Regions from separate parts of the Mus musculus genome. Here region 2 is linked to region 1. Evidence: chromatin loops called from intact Hi-C (ENCODE). Cell type or tissue: left cerebral cortex. All regions are shown on one strand.

Region 1 (8,000 bases):
TTTAAAGATTTATTTATTGATTATATGTAAGTACACTGTAGCTGTCTTCAGACACTCCAGAAGAGGGAGTCAGATCTCCTTACGGATGGTTGTGAGCCACCATGTGGTTGCTGGGATTTGAACTCCGGACCTTCGGAAGAGCAGTCCGGTGCTCTTACCTGCTGAGCCATCTCACCAGCCCGAGAGCTAAATTTTAAAAAATGACTTTAAGTTTTGCTGGTTCTGAAGTGTTTGCTTTTTAAAGGAAATCTTTTCGCTGTCTCCAGCTTACTCTGTGAAAGGTGAAATATGTATCTTTTATCCCCCTGATTTTCTTTTTTAAGAACCTACAGTGTTACCAGGTACTCTGCATTTGCATGTCAGTCTGATGACAACAACAGGGGTTGTTCCTAGGGTGCCATTTTGTTGTTGTTGTTTTGAGACAGGGTTTCTCTGTGTAGCCCTGGCTGTTCTGGAACTCACTTTGTAGACCAGGCTGGCCTCGAACTCAGAAATCCACCTGCCTCTGCCTCCCGAGTGCTAGGATTAAAGGTGTGCGCCATTTTTTAAAGAAAGGGTCTCTCATCGTTAGCCTAACGAGCCCGTACCCCCAGCACTGAGGTAGAAAACAATGCATCTAGCTTTTATGGGGATTCCAAAATTCAAACTCAGGTCTTCTCATTGGCAAGGCAAGCCTTTGCCACCTGAGCTTTCTCCTCAGCTCCAGGTAGACTGAGTAACTACTACAGTAACTAAGGGTGACATCATCGTAGTAAGGCCTTGTGGGAAGAACTGGCCTGGTTCCTAGAATGCCTTACTATGAGAAGGGCTGACTTTTAGAAGCCTCAGGGACTTTTCAAAGAGGGAGCTACCCAAACCTACAGGTGCTTCTGGCAAAAACCTTGTGGTACAACTTGGATGTGGCAGCCTGACCTGAATACACTTTCTGAGAACAAAGTCCTGGCACCACAAACAAACACAGGTGCCTGACAGCACTTGTAAACATGTCAGCCTGGCTTTGCTGAGATTGCAGGGCTTGTTCCAGAACCTACAGTGTAACCAGCCCTAGGCCTATCTCTTCAGAGGGTTATCACTCAAGATCAGAGTAGATCCCAAAATCTTTCCTTTACTATCATCTTAACGTCATTCTTTATACTTCTGATTATTCTCTACAACTTTTCTCTAACCCTTCTGCAAGTCACTAAAATACTCACTTCTCAGCTTTGCCAGCTGCAGCTGTACATCTGACAAGACTTCAGAGAATCCACAAAGGGGAAGGGAAGATGGAACCACTCTCCTTGCCGCCTGGAGCTGTTGGCTGTCCCTAGCTTCTAGCTGACAAGGAGCAGCTCTGTGAGCTTCATCTGGCCTAAGTAAAACTCATTTCCTGTTCTGAGTCCACCAAAGGGGAAAAGAGCCTCCTCCATTGGACTACTTGTTTGGGAGTTAAGGGCAGCCTTCTTCAAGCTTTCCGGATACCCTGAGGGCAGGCAGGAGGGAGGCTCAGCAGTCAGAGGCACAGGCTTTAGTTCCCTGGGGAGAGTGCAGCTGTTTACCAGGTGAGGTAGCAGAAAGGCTTGCTGAGCCACACCTAAGACTCCACCCTAACCTTGCCATTTCAGCCACCCCCCTCAGCTCCTATGCCCTCTGACCTAGAGGCTAGACTTCCTGTGTTTGTAACCCTCTTTCAGTCTGAGCTAGTATCCCCAACCTTGGGGAACCAGCCGTGCAGCAAGTAGTGGGGAGGGCCTGACCCAAGATCACCCACCAGGTTCCTGTGTAGGAACTGAGAGCTCCCAAACTCAGCCAGAGGCCCAGCTTCCCCTGGACTGTCTACCTGGGGCCAGGCCCACTTGAGAGGGTATCTCACCAGATGCAGGGGTATCACTGGGAAGGGTCTCAAGGAGCTGTCAGGAAAGCCTGGGAGCAGTATAGCATCCAGCAGGAAGCAAGGCTGGATTCAGTAATGTTTCAAACATACCAGGGGAGGGTGGCTGCTGTGAGTTTATTTTCTGCTTTGTGCCAAGACACAGTTATGGGGTCAGGAAAGTTCAGTGCTGTGAACCAAGAGGGGGCTCTCTCCAGCTTCTACTGGTTTCTCTTGTTCAGCCTTCCTAGTTTACAGGGAGGGTCGAGAGGGTAGGCACTGGCCTAGCACCACTTCAGCTTGGGCAGGCTGCAGATTCTGATAGGTCAGGAAAGGTCCCTGGGGTTGGTCTGGCCAGAATGGATGACTGGCTGCTGCTTCATGGTTTCAGGAGTCAGGCCACAGGTCATCGGGCTTCTGGAGACCTGGGGGGATTCTGCCGAGCTGTAAGGAGAGCATAGGTCACTGGGTCGGCATTTGCTTTAATTGGGGCCACCCCCACAACCACATGGAAGATGGACTCACCGCTCAGGAGACTCCAACACTGTAGTCATGAACGGGAGTGTGGATTTCCCGAAAAAGAAGCTGGCCCACCAGTGGCCCGGGTCGGCTTTGGGAAGACCTGAGGAGCAAAGGAGGGTCACGATGGGGTCAAGTCCTTCTCCACGCTACCCATCCCCCACCCCACTCCGCCTTAGGACGTGAACTCTGCCCTTCCGCTGGCTGGTTCTGCACTTACCCGGGGACTGGAGCACGGCGTCCCCAGGGTACTCGGCACTTCCGCCGGAGCTGCTGCTGGACGAGGAGCCCAGGCGTCCTGGGAAGGGGAGGCGGGTCAGCCACAGGGCCCTGGGCCAGCCCTGGGCGGGGCTGGCGAGGGGCTACTTACGCCGATAGTAGTCATGGGTAGCCACGAGCGAGCCGCTGGAAGGGATGGCTGCCATGCTTCAGGACCGAGGCGCTGCGGAGACGAGAGCAGAATGTGGGCCCTGGTCACCGCACACCGGAGGGTTCCCCGAGTCTCCCGGGTCCTGACAGTGCCAGGTTTCCAAGCGGCTCCAACCAGCCCGGTCCGGCTGCGTGGTGAGACAAAGGGGCTTTGTCTGCTCCTGGCCCCAAGAAGACGCGCCTCCCCCACCCCACCGCCGGCTGCCTTCGTCACTGCCCTCACCTCGGCGGAGAACCCCTTCCTTGCAGGCTTCGTTTTTAGGCCACCAGGGCGCTAGGCCGCGGAGCCCATTTGCAAAGATAACCCACGAAACACCACTTTAGGACCCACGCGCGCTATGCGCACGCGCGTACTTAGTAGCTTTCCTGCACCGCAAAAGACGCACCACTGGGAGGCGGGGCGCGCGTCAAAGCCCCTCCCGCTTCACAGCGGGCCCACCCATGAGACTTTTGAGCTCCCCTGATAGACCAGAAGTAGCACGAAGTGGTCCCGCCCTTCCCTATTAGACTCCACCCCGAGCGGAGCAAGAATCCACCCTACCTTCTGCAATGCTAGGTTCTGCAAAGTTCCACATTGGCCCTAACCTCCTTGATCAAACATCTGTGGTTTCGCTCCAGTCGAAACCAGCTCTGCTGCTTTTTTCCTGCCTGGTTCGGACTCGAACCCGGATAGAAGAGGTTAAAGAATCTCATGTGCCCCTCAGTCTGTGCCACCCTCTCGGATGTGGTCTCATGTAGTACAGCCTGTTTGGTGTTCTTGTTCCCTTTACTTGGGGCTGCCCGCTGCTTTCGCTGGTCCCCGCAGGCTTTATTTTCCACGTACCTCACTCCGACCCTTGACTGAGTGGATCTGTTTAACATAAGTAAGCACAAGCTGTTGCCGCGCACCTCCCTACCATCGCAATCTCTGTTTTCTGGGCTCACTGGATGGTGCCTGGAGCCCCCAAGCGGTCCTGTAGGGAATAGCCTGCCCTTGGTAAGCTGAGGAGCTGTCTGTCTTTCAAGTCCTGACTCGCATTGTTGTTCATCATTCCCAACCTGTGTTCTGTTTGGAGAGGAGTGATGGAAGACAGACGAAGCCTTGGGGTCAGAGAGAGCTCTAACAGAGACAGTCTCTAGTAGCTTCCATTGTTGGTCGGAGACTCATGTTTGGGGGGAATCAAGTTAGGGCTGGCCAGCATGCCCTGCCCACCCTTCCCTTCCTCAGCAGCCTGTGTTCTGTCAGACCGAGAGGATCATGAGCCAGCTTCGTGCAGCATGCTTCTCCTATAACCAAAGATGCTGGACTTCATTGGAGGCTCAGGGAGAACCGACTAGGCTGAGGCTAGTAGGATCCCAGGAGGAGGCTCTTGTGTCGCCGAAGTCTCAAGGCTGCTTGGCTGGGACCCTTTGCTTGGATTTGTTGAGACCTACTCTGTGCAAGCATTGATCCAGGCTCGGGAAAACCAGACAAGAAATGGTCCAGTAGGGGTGCTGGTTTAGAGATCATAAAGGAGATGGGTAAGGTGTAATGAAAAAGAGGTGGGGGCAGTTGACATGACAGCAGTACAAGTGAGTAAGGCCACTGATAAGGACCGTCCTGGTGACACCAGGAGGGTGAGACTTCTGTCTTCATAGTGTTATGTACTTCAGATTCTATGACTTACCCTGAACTGTCCTGGTCAAGTACATGGGCATCTCCAGTGGTTATTAGCTATTTCCTGTAGTGAAAATTCCCTCTGAAAAGAAAGTAAAGGATATATGCCTAGTTCTATTGCATCTTCTTATGCCTGCTCTTTTCTGAAGGGAAAGAGAGGAACAATGGATCTGGGGAAGATGGGAGATGGGCAAGGTCAGGGAGAAGGAGAAAGGGAGGCTGCTGTGGGGATGTATTGCATATGAGATGAGTGAAAAATAAAACCTCCCAAGAATACAAGGACTTGCTGATGATTGCACACGCCTTTATCCCAGCACTTGGGAAGCAGAGGCAGGCGAATCTCTGTGAGCTCGGAGCCAGCTTGGTTTACAGAGCTAGTTCCAGGATGACCAGGGCTACATAGAGAAGGCCTGTCTCGAAACAAACAATTACAAGAGAGTTCCAGGAACTCACAAGAGATTTACCAACACTTGCCACACTCTTCTCCAGGTTATATAAACTGTAACTGATTGCTGGGACAAGGGGACGCTCCAGCATAGTAGACTGCAACCAGGAAACTCAAGCAGCCTCCTTGACTTGTCACTCAGCCTCATATGAGCCTTGTGACTGAGCTTCTGAGTCACCTTCACTTTTGTAAGTGACCCTTACATCTTAGTAGTTTACTCATTGTCATACAGTCTGTTGCAGAGGGACATCATGGCAGCAGGAACATGAGGCAGCATGGTCATGTCTGCAGTTAGGAAACAGAAAGATGATGGCTGGTGCTCACCTCACTCTCCTTTTCTTTGTTTATTCAAGAATGCAGCCCATGGGATGGCACTGTCCACATTTGGGGAATGTCTTCCCACCTCAGTTCCAATCTAGAGACTTCTTCACAGACAACATGTGCAAAGGCTCATTTCCATAGTGGCTCGAACTCCCATCAAGTCTGCTAAGATTAACCACCAAATACCCACGCTTCCATCAGTAATTCTAGTAAACTCATTGGTTCACAAGCTAGACTTGGAATTTCTTCTTTGGTCTGTCATTAACGTCCTGCCTGCAGTGAACAGATACTTGTTGTGTTCCCCAGGAAAAGCTATGTAACACCTGTGTGGTTCAGACAAAGGCCAGAGAGACCAGGCTGAGGGGAGGGACTGTCAGGATTCAACTGTAAACTGGTTTGGAAGAAGGCCTCGTACAGTTTGCACAAACTTGAGATTGGGATTGGAACTTAACACTGTTTATCTGAAGTGTGAACTATCTGCCCTGATTTGGAGACATGGTGGTTACTCAGCAGGGACACAGATGAGTCAGATATGAGTGTGGGCCACCTCTAGGGTTTCAGGCAATATATGTAGTACATATATACAGGGGTTTAGGGCTTCCATGGGGGGAGGGGAGGACAGGGCTGCCAGGGCTTCTGTTGAGACTGGTTCTAGCCTTGCCACCTGTTTCCAGGGTTGGATTATCTCTCTCTTCATCAAAAGGCCAGAATGCACAGATGTATTCACTGAAGAAGCAATGGCTGCCCTTGTTCCTCAGGAAGTAGAGGCTGAGTAAGACCAGCCTCACATTGCCCAGCGTTTGCAAAGTTCCAGAGTCTAGTAGGAACTATGGAACATTGGTCTATTAAGGAGGTCAAGCCTGGTCCCACCTCCTGTTTGGTGCAGAAGGAGGTGCCTTGTCCATTTCCAGCAGGAAATAGGATGTATGTAGCTTGTGGATGTCTTACAGCCTGTGCTATGCTGTCCTGGAGATACGCAGCCTCTCTGAATCTGCTCTGTGGGAGTAAGGTTGGGTCCCACCAGGGGCCTTTCTGGCTGTCTCAGGGATGGACAGTTTAGAGGTATAGTCCTCTGCTGTGTTGGACAGGTTAAGGCTGCAGATGTGCTGTGCCCACTTCCTGCCAGGTGTTCTCCCTACAGTATCCTCTTAGGAGCAGAGTTTGTGATCCAGATGGTGGGTCAGCACCCAGGAAAGGAAAGAAGAAGTGCCATGAGAGTTTCCCACACTGGGGCAAGCTAACTGCTTTGCTTGGATGGATATGCCTGGGAGAGGCTTCAATGGAGAGGCTCACAGTGGGGGACCAGCAGCTGATTATCCCCAGCTGGACAAGAAGGCCTTCTGTCTCTCCCACGCCACCCTTGGCTATGATCTGGGTCTCCCTAATCATCCCACCTCATTCTCAGTGTCAAGATCAGCGTCTGTAGTAGAGTCTGAAGGGAGCGTCTTTCATCTGTCTGCCTGTCTGTCTGTCTCTCTCCTTCCCTCACCCTCTCCCTCCATTCCCCCTTCCTTCCTAGCTAAGATGAGTTCTCACTCTGCTATCCAGGCTGGCTTCAGACTCTTGAGCTCAAGTGAATCTTCTGCTTCAGCTTCCCATGTGCAGAGGGCCCAGGCATGTACCATTACGCCAGCTCTGGGATAGTCTTAATTTTTTTCTTGTAAATATGGAATAATTCATGAATTTGCATGTTGTCCCTGGGCAGGGGCCATGTTAATCTCTGCATTGTTCCAATTTCACTATATGTGCTGTCGAAGCAAGCATGGGATAATTTCTTTCTTTAAAGTAGAAAAATGCTATTTGATGAGATGGTTCAGCACTCTTGCCTTGCAAACTTGGTAACCTAAGTTAGGCCCATGGATCCCACATAAAAGTGGAAGAAGGGAACTGACTCCACAGAATTGTTCTCTGACCTCTATACATGCTGGTTAGTGTGTGGACAGAGGCCATGGGGCTTTGTCCTCAGGTCGTCCCTAGCATCTGTGCAGACAGTTTGCTATGACCTCAGAGTAGACACCTCATCCTTTCTTACCTCCTCTGAGGTTCCTAGTGAGGCTGGCTACATCACAGTCCAGCTCCAGATGTTGACCAGTCCCTGGGTCATGGCTCATATTGGAAAGCCACGGTTAGGAGCCCTGAAGTGTGACCTCCCACTGGCTGTTTGATCTGGCTAGCAGCTGACTTGCAGACTCCACTTCTCCTATGAATGACCACAGGTGAGTGGATACCTGTGGGAAGCCGCCCTCACATTCGCCGTTGCAAGATGGCGCTGACATCCTGTGTTCTAAGTGGTAAACAAATAATCTGCGCATGTGCCAAGGGTAGTTCTCCACCCCATGTGCTCTGCCTTCCCCGTGACGACAACTCGGCCGATGGGCTGCAGCCAATCAGGGAGTGACACGTCCTAGGCGGAGGATAATTCTCCTTAAAAGGGAATGGGTTTCGCCATTCTCTGTCTTGCTCTTGCTCTCTTGCGCTCTGGCTCCTAAAGATGTAAGCAATAGAGTTCTTGCTCTTGCTCTCTTGCGCTCTGGCTCCTAAAGATGTAAGCAATAGAGCTCTTGCTCTTGCTCTCTTGCTCTCTGGCTCCTGAAGATGTAAGCAATAAAGCTTTGCCGCAGAAGATTCCGGTTTGTTGCGTTCTTCCTGGCCGGTCGCGAGAACGCGTGTAAGAGATACCTGTCAAGTAAAAAGGATGAGGTCGGAGAACACCAGCCCTTCTCTGCTTGGTGGATTTTGTAGGCTGCAGTATCTGCACGGTTTGGGTACTGGGTCAGGATGTAGGAGAATGTGAAGGATATGAA
Region 2 (8,000 bases), 120 kb before region 1:
CCTGCCTTTATAAAGAAAAAAAGAATAACAACAAACAAAAAGAAAAGGAGGAAGGGGCCGGGCGTGGTGGCGCATGCCTTTAATCCCAGCACTCAGGAGGCAGAGGCAGGCGGATTTCTGAGGTCAAGGCCAGCCTGGTCTACAAAGTGAGTTCCAGGACAGCCAGGGCTATACAGAGAAACCCTGTCTCAAAAAAAAAAAAAAAAAAAAAAAAGAATGAAAGAAAAGAAAAGGAGGAAGGAAAGGAAGAAGGGGTAGAAGAAGTGGAGAAGAGAAGAAAAAATAAAGCAAGGCTGGAGAGATGACTCACAGTATAAGAGCAATGGCTGCTCCTACAGAGGACCGAGGTTTGTTTCTTACCACCCACATGGTGGTGGCTCACAAATCTCTGTAACTCCAGTCTCAGGGAATCTGACTATTCTATTCTGACCTCCACAGACATCAGGCACAAATGTGGTACACAGATGTACATGCAGGCAAAAGAAAAATATGCACCCATACATAGAAAATAAAATAAAAAGCATGAAGTCCCCTTTGAGGTCTGTCCCCTCCTGACTTTGCCCCCTCTTTTCCTTCCTGAATTATTCTTCTCCTTCTCCTCCTTCTTCTCTTCCTCCTCCTCTTCTCCCCCACCCAGCCCCCTGCAATCTAGATCTGAGCCTTAGAGACTACACGACTTTGGGAAATGATAGAATGGAGGGAGGAATACTGATCATCTAGAACTGCATTTCAATGAATGTTGTTAATGTCATCTCAGTAAGCTAAGACCTAGCATTGTCCCTGAGGAATGGAGTAACTGTATTGGACTTACAGAATCCTTGAACATTACCAAGGCAGTAGTCTCCAATGGAGCTGGCTCACAAGTGAATGGACCCGGAACAGTAAGAATATTTTCATTTTAAAAGTGAGCCCTTCTTTCTTTCTGTTGGGGGTCAGGGTCATAGTTACCAGTTTGCCTCCCTTTCTAGTTGATTAGCAAGAATATTGGATGGGGGCACTTGATCTGGAAGAAAGCAGTGAGCTTGTAGCTCAGTAGACAGCTCCTATATTTGGTTTGTCTTTGCCCTTGGTAGAACCTGCCTATCCTACCTGAAAGGGCAGTGAGTGGATGTTTGGAGAGAACAAAGTTTCACCTCAAAGTGGTAAATGTGGAGGAAGCAATAGTGTGTGAGACCTTACTCAAGTTTACAGACACAGAGAGATGCTCTACAGGTGGAAATCTCTGCTATTTGGGATTTGGGGGTGGGAAGATTACTTGAACAAGAAAGTCCAAGGCCATCTTGAGTAATATAGCAAGATCCAGTCTTTGAGGAAGGGAAAAAGGGAAGAAGGTGGAGGGGGAGTGGGTACAGGGGGAGCTACTGGGAGAGTTTCCTATAGCTGTACTTGTCCTGCTCAGGAGACTGGAGGCAGTAACAGGCAACTTTTTATGAGTTTGAGACAAACAAACAAACAAAGATACAAAGTTACCAGTAATCACAGAAAGGTATACTCAGATAAAGAAACAATTTGAACAACTGGCAACCAGAGACATAGAAAGACATACAAAAACTGGGTATAGTAGTTTATATTTGTAATCTTAACACAGGAAGCTGAGGCAGAAAGATTATTGGGAGTTAAAGGGCAGCCTGGACTGGAGTAAAACCATGTTTAAAAACAGAAAAATTGGGGCTGGAGAGATGGCTCAGCGGTTAAGAGCACTGACTGCTCTTCTGGAGGACATGAGTTCAAGTCCCAGCAACCACATGGTGGCTCACAACCATCTGTAATGATATCTGACTCCCTCTTCTGGTGTGTCTGAAGATAGCTACAGTGTACTTAGATATAATAATAAATAAATCTTAAAAAAAAAGAAAAAGAAAACAAGCAAAAATCCAAAAGGAGAAAGACACAGGAACAGTGATTAAGTAAAAAAGACAGAGGACAGAGACCCTGACTGAAGTGTTATAGTTTGTTCAGACTAATTAGAAAAATACCTATAGGCTGGGCATTTCTTCTAAAAAGTAGAAATTTATTTTATCTATAGACAAGAAACTCAAAGTCAAACTAGATTTGCTTGTCCAGTGAGGGTTACTTTCTCATTCATAGATGTGTCCTTGTGACTTCACGTGTTGGAAAAACTGAAGTGTCACTAGGACTCCTGTGCAGTGAGATCAAATCTCATTCAGGGGTCTGACAGTTTTGATTTTCTTACTTCAGACAAGGTTGTGTTCCAGGTTGTGCCTTTATGATCTGCTCGCCTCCTAACACTACCACACTAGGGCAGGACTTTAACCTGTGAATATTGGAAAGTGAACATTTGGACCACAGCAGAAAGAGAAAAACATACAAAAAGTGTAATCCCAGTTTTTGGGAACATGAGTTCAAACACCAATCTGATGTACATGACGAGTTCCAGGCCAGCATGGGCTATATAGCAAGACTATCTAAAAAAAAAAAAAAAAAAAAGAAGACCATGATGGTTATACACACCTATACATCCAGCATTTGGGAGATGGAAGCAGACAGATAAAGAATTCAAAGTCATTGTAGGCTACAAAGTGAATTTAAGGCCAGTCGGATTACAGGAGACCCCTTCACAACACAAAACAAATATGCACATAGATAAAGGCCACTGTAGAATACAAAGACCTAGAAATACCACAGGATCATGGTACCTGCTCACCTTGACTTTACATCCACAGCCTACAAGGAGAAGATGAAGGAGTTATCTGTGCTGTCGCTCATTTGCTCCTGCTTCTACTCTCAGCCTCACCCGAACACCATCTACCAGTATGGAGGTGAGTGTATCCACACAGCTGCTGGCCCTGCTCAGCTAGGGCCTGACAACCTTACTTCTCTCGTTTCTTCTGGCCTCTGGCAATGCTGTGAACTGGCTGGAGAGAGTCATTCTGGGAGGAGGGGCCTATGCTAAAGAGTAACGGCACCCCTTCTTAACCCTTGTTGGGATGTGTGCTGGAAATAAACCTCTCATCCTGCCTGTATGCCCAAACCAGGCCTCCTGAAGTCCCATCTGGTCTTGTCCTACAGATATGGAAGTGAAGCAGCTGGATAAGCGGGCCTCTGGCCAGAGCTTCGAGGTCATCCTCAAGTCTCCTTCTGACCTATCTCCAGAGAGCCCTGTGCTCTCTTCTCCTCCCAAGAGGAAGGATGCTTCCTTGGAAGAGCTGCAGAAGCGGCTGGAGGCAGCTGAGGAGCGGAGGAAGGCAAGGACTCTCCTTACACACTTGACATTGCTGACCAGGCCCTGTGCTTGGTCAGGGCATTGGGCTGGGTAGTGCAGAACTTACTGCTGAGCAATTGGAATGAGATGAAAGATGGATGTGCCAAGATGGTAACAAACACAGGGCAATAGGAACCACATTCTTGAGGGGGACCTCGATCATGGCAGAGGGAGGGCAGGTTGAATTCCCCCAGAAAGAGCCCTTAAGACATAAAGCTGAGGCTAGTGCTCCTTTCAGGACAGAAGATCGAGGAGAAAAGGTCTCACATCTAAAGACAGTTAGCTGGGTTGGGTAGGTGATAGTTCAGTGGAGCCCTGGAAGATATGAATGGGGCTCACAGTCTTCACATCAGCCCCTTTGAAACTGAAACATAGAGAACAAAATTTGTTCTAGGATTGAGATCCCAGAGGCAAAGCCCACTGGACAGGGGAAATGACTTAGTCCATACACAACAGGACCCAGGCTCAGCAAGTTTACCTTGAAGACTGATGCACCCATAGGTGCTCAGCATCATTCAGGAGGAAGCCTAGGCCAGGGGCTAATCACCCCAGGGATGCTGGATCTCCCCATTATCTGTTATTCCAGGGTCACCAGACACTCCTTTCCCCAACCATGGCAGGATAGAGTGGCACCACAATGTCCCTTCCCAGATCCCTGTGGCCTTTGCTGACAAACAGTGGGAAGCTAGGATCTAGATGACTTAGCTGCCTCTGTACCTGCTCAGTGTTTAACAGACAGTTGCCTACGGGTGGTCTGGAGAAGCCACCACAACTCACAGTTCAGAATTTACCCTGCTCCTTCAACATTTGTGAGGCTGGGAGTTCTCAGCCCAACAAGAAGACTCTGTGGCTGAAGGTAGCGCAAACGGCAAGCCACTGCGGTTCACCTGGCACTAGAGGGCAAACCGATTTTTCAGTGCAAAAACTCCAGAAGTTCCAGGCAAACTGGGATGGGGTGCAGGACATTGTAAGGCGCCTAACCTCATAGAAACTAGTCGCAGGAGCCTAAGGAAGAGTGATGAGTACTGGTTAGAGCCAGGACAGCGGGACAAGTGAGTCATGGCCAAGCTGGGAACAAAGGGACAGAGCGGGCCTTCTACAACAGAAACTTGACACCCTCCTAACCTGCTTGGGTCCCAGGCCAGAGATGGTCGAGACCATCCTCTGGACAGCTTTTGGATCCAAGTCCTGGCAGGTGAGGCTCATGGGGCTTGTCTAGCGGCTGGGCACCTGAGAGTGAATGCCTGGCTTAGGAGGGATTCGGGCCACTGCTCACTAACCCCTAACTCTGTGCAGACTCAGGAGGCTCAGGTGCTGAAGCAGCTGGCAGAGCGGCGTGAGCATGAACGGGAGGTGCTGCACAAGGCGCTTGAAGAAAACAATAACTTTAGCCGCCTGGCGGAGGAGAAGCTCAACTACAAGATGGAGCTGAGCAAGGAGATCCGCGAGGCGCACTTGGCAGCGCTGCGCGAGCGGCTGCGCGAGAAGGTAGGCACGCGAGGTTTTGGTGTGTATGTGTGTGTGTGTGCGCGCGCGCGTGTAAAGAAGGTCCTAATAATGTTTTTCTAAAGTTGCGCACTTCTCTCAGCGTTGGAATCAGACCCAGAACCTGGTTCTAGTGAGACACATTCAACGATCACAGTAGTATATGGTTAAATTAGTTATGAAGCGCTCTGAAGGAATTTGCATGCCGCGGGATCTAGCTCCAAGAGATGGAACTTGTTTACGTTGGAGGTCAGATGCTCAGTCCCTTAGTCTGATCCTTAAGCACTGTGGCTTCAGCACTCCTGAAGTATAGTGGTGCACCTATAACCCTGGAAGTTCTTGGGGACGCCCTTACCCTTGGCCGCTCCTCAGGGTTCCTACCTCTGTCTTCACAGGAGCTGCACGCTGCTGAGGTGCGCAGGAACAAGGAGCAGCGGGAGGAAATGTCTGGCTAAGGAGTATTGGACCCAGCGGCGACAAGAACGTTTTCGGGTTTTGTTTTTGTTTTCAATTCTGTCTAGATGCGAATTTTGTGCCTGCTCCTATCTGCTCCCCTGTACCCCTCAGCTTCCTGCTTTTTTCCCACACTCTGAACTGTCCAGTCCTTGTAACGTGTCTGACCTTGGGCTCTTCCTGAAGGAGCTCCTTAGGCAGGAGATATGGTCCCCTATTCAGACACTAGGCCAGGTGTGGCTGGGGCTCTCTTAGTGGCCCTCTTAGTGGATGTGTTGGCAACCTTAATAAATCTAGTGGCAGTGGCACAAACGTGTGGCTTTTCATTCAGGTTCCCAGACTGGGTTGCATGAGAGTTCGTCTTCTCAGCTTCTGCAGGTCAGACAGCAGCATCTACCTGAAATTTTATAGGAAACCGTGGAGAGACTCTGTAGAGGGCAAAGAAAGACTGGGGACCCCCAGAGCAGGTTGGGTCCACTCTGTCACTGTGGTCAGCCCTGGAGCCTTTGTGCAACAGAGCTAGCAGAGCTGAAGAGTGAGATTACAACATTCTAATGTGGTTTCATGGGAGTCCTGGGCTCACCTAATCCAGGGCCCCCCCGGGGCCAATTTTAGAGCCTGTAGTCATTGCATAATGGCTGTGATGGAGCATTTTCTCACCTGAACTGGTCTGGGTAAGTATTCTCCACCAAGGGCCCGTGAATGTCTGTGGTCCAGAGAGCTCATCATGGATACCTCCAACTGTACCTACTGTTGCAGAAGTACATGCTCAGCCGGGCGTGGTGGCCCACGCCTTTTATCCCAGCACTCGGGAGGCAGAGGCTCCAACTGTACCTACTGTCTCAGAAGCACATGCTCTTTGTAAAGCATTGGCTGAGGCATTCTGTGGAGCCACTCAATACTCCTGCCCCATCCAGGGGTTTTATAGCCCCTGGGAACCCTGGCCCCTTCCCCCTGTCAAGTGCTTTTATCCAAGAACACTCCTGGACCCTGGAATTCTAGCCTCACTTATTGGCAGGCATGGCCAGGTATGAGAAAGGAGCAGCCACGAATTCTCAGGGAGCTCTTGGGGGTGCGAGATTCTTTAGGACCAGGTGTCTGCAGATTTAGATGCTGGAAGGGTCAGAGTTCCCAAGTCACGCTCCCCACATTCATCCTGAAACCCTTACCAAGGACAGAAAACCTGACTCTAGGCCTCTCACGCTTAAGCATCTAGGCATGGTCCTTTCCTCTTTCTCAGCCCAGGGGCTCCCAATGTCCCAATGGTGACCTTTGAAGATGGTTACCTGCTTGGACATACTGGAAATCCCATGATTTTGTAATAAGGCAGCACTTTCTCTCTTTTCCATGTAGCCCCATTCCACCACTGAGTTCCAGAAGTCACGATACCTTCTCACCTGCCTGGTATAAAATGTGAGGAAGATAAATGATGTGTTCTTTAACAACCTAGAACTGAGGCTGCAGAAACCAGGTGGCTGTAGCCATGGGTGCCCCCACACTCTATCAGGCAAGAAAAACCCTTAAGGGCACTAGGAAAGGTCTTCTAGAGCCTATCCAGGAAACAGAGGACACTGGCCATTGCAGTGGCTTGGGGGAAATAGTTCAATCACAAGAGGAAGCAACAGTCAGGACCTGAACTCTACAGTGCCCACAAGTGGGTTTTGTGGGACTCAGAAGGGAAAGGAGAAAAGGAACTGAGACTTAGATTTCTTCTAATGGCAACTCTATTTATTTATTTATTTATTTATTTATTTATTTAGGTTTTTCGAGACAGGGTTTCTCTGTGTAGCCCTGGCTGTCCTGGAACTCACTTTGTAGACCAGGCTGGCCTCCAACTCAGAAATCCGTCTGCCTCTGCCTCCCGAATGCTGGGATTAAAGGCATGGGCCACCACTGCCCGGCTAATAGCAACTCTTAAGTAGCTAAAGTCCAGTGTAGCATGCACCCAGTGAACTTACAAATTAAATTAATAAGAAAAAGACCCTGAACCAACAAAATGGTTCAGGCAGTAAAGGAACTTTCTGCCAAATCTGAGGATCTGAGTCCAATCGCCAGGACTCACGTGGCAGAAGGGAACCAAGTCATTAGCTTCTCCTCTGACCTCCACAAGCATGCCATAGCATGCACACTTATACATACATACATACATACATACATACACAATAAAATAAATAAATAAATGCAATTTTAGAAAGATACTGTGTGTTTAGAAATAGCTGTGTTATCTAGTTTTGTGTCTGTCATCTGCTGAGCCAAGGAAGCCTGTGAGCTCACTGTAAGGGAGCATTTATCTTTGATAAAACTCCAGCTGTCATATTTCTAAACCATGATTGTTTTGGGGAGTAAGTATGTCAACACAATGTCACAGGAACAAGCTAGAGAGTCAGACCTCAGCCTTGTCTGGCTGTTACTGGGGCCACCCCTATCTCCCAAAAAGGAACTTTTCTAAGGGGTGTCCTATTGGACTGTGGGGCTTTCCAGCAGGTCAGTTGCTGATGATAGGATCTGGTCTAAAGTCAGAATCAAATTCTGTCTTGAGGCTCAAGGCTTTAGGGATTCCTGAAATGGAACTGCCTGGCAGCAACTTGACCCATAGCTCTATGGACTTGTACTGGGTCACCAGTAGACAGCAGGTTATTCCCAGCTTCAGGGGATGAGGTGATACCCTAATTGATCTTGTGGATATACCTGCCTCCCTAAAACCCAAAAAGTTACTGGGGATGCCAAGTGAGAATCATGCACTAGAAAGGCCACACACATCTGCTCAGGTTCATATGTGGGCTTCCAGGCTAGTCCCTGGAGAGATACTGCTTTCCACAACTCAGAGAGAAGCACAAGA

The links. Peaks named below come from ENCODE experiments on the same cell type or tissue, not always from the same donor. Only the 100,000 strongest peaks of a DNase experiment are listed, where the experiment ranks them.
Region 2: a loop joins it to region 1, with 4 times the contacts of the local background. A loop is called at or near these places in 8 of 42 quality-filtered maps.

What each region holds. Positions count from the first base shown.
Region 1 is chr2:181,182,472-181,190,471 of GRCm38, reverse strand. Ppdpf (pancreatic progenitor cell differentiation and proliferation factor) reads right to left here and starts at 3,225. Exons shown (of 5, transcript NM_001356427.1): 1 at 3,018-3,225; 2 at 2,736-2,807; 3 at 2,586-2,663; 4 at 2,372-2,468; 5 at 1,968-2,290. The coding sequence starts at 2,790. The coding sequence ends at 2,173. Gm24892 (a small nuclear RNA gene) reads right to left here and starts at 6,960; the gene lies at 6,857-6,960. In left cerebral cortex, CTCF peaks have their summits at 3,151 and 3,740; DNase peaks (open chromatin) are centred at 2,727, 3,199 and 3,718; H3K4me3 peaks cover 1,940 bases; H3K27ac peaks cover 1,953 bases.
Region 2 is chr2:181,303,927-181,311,926 of GRCm38, reverse strand. Stmn3 (stathmin-like 3) reads left to right here. Exons shown (of 5, transcript NM_009133.3): 2 at 2,685-2,780; 3 at 3,031-3,206; 4 at 4,520-4,711; 5 at 5,104-5,468. The coding sequence ends at 5,163. Among named protein-coding and RNA genes, the nearest start is that of Stmn3, 6.6 kb to the left of the region's middle. In left cerebral cortex, CTCF peaks have their summits at 1,740 (motif pointing left) and 4,624; DNase peaks (open chromatin) are centred at 357 and 4,641; H3K4me3 peaks cover 433 bases; H3K27ac peaks cover 43 bases.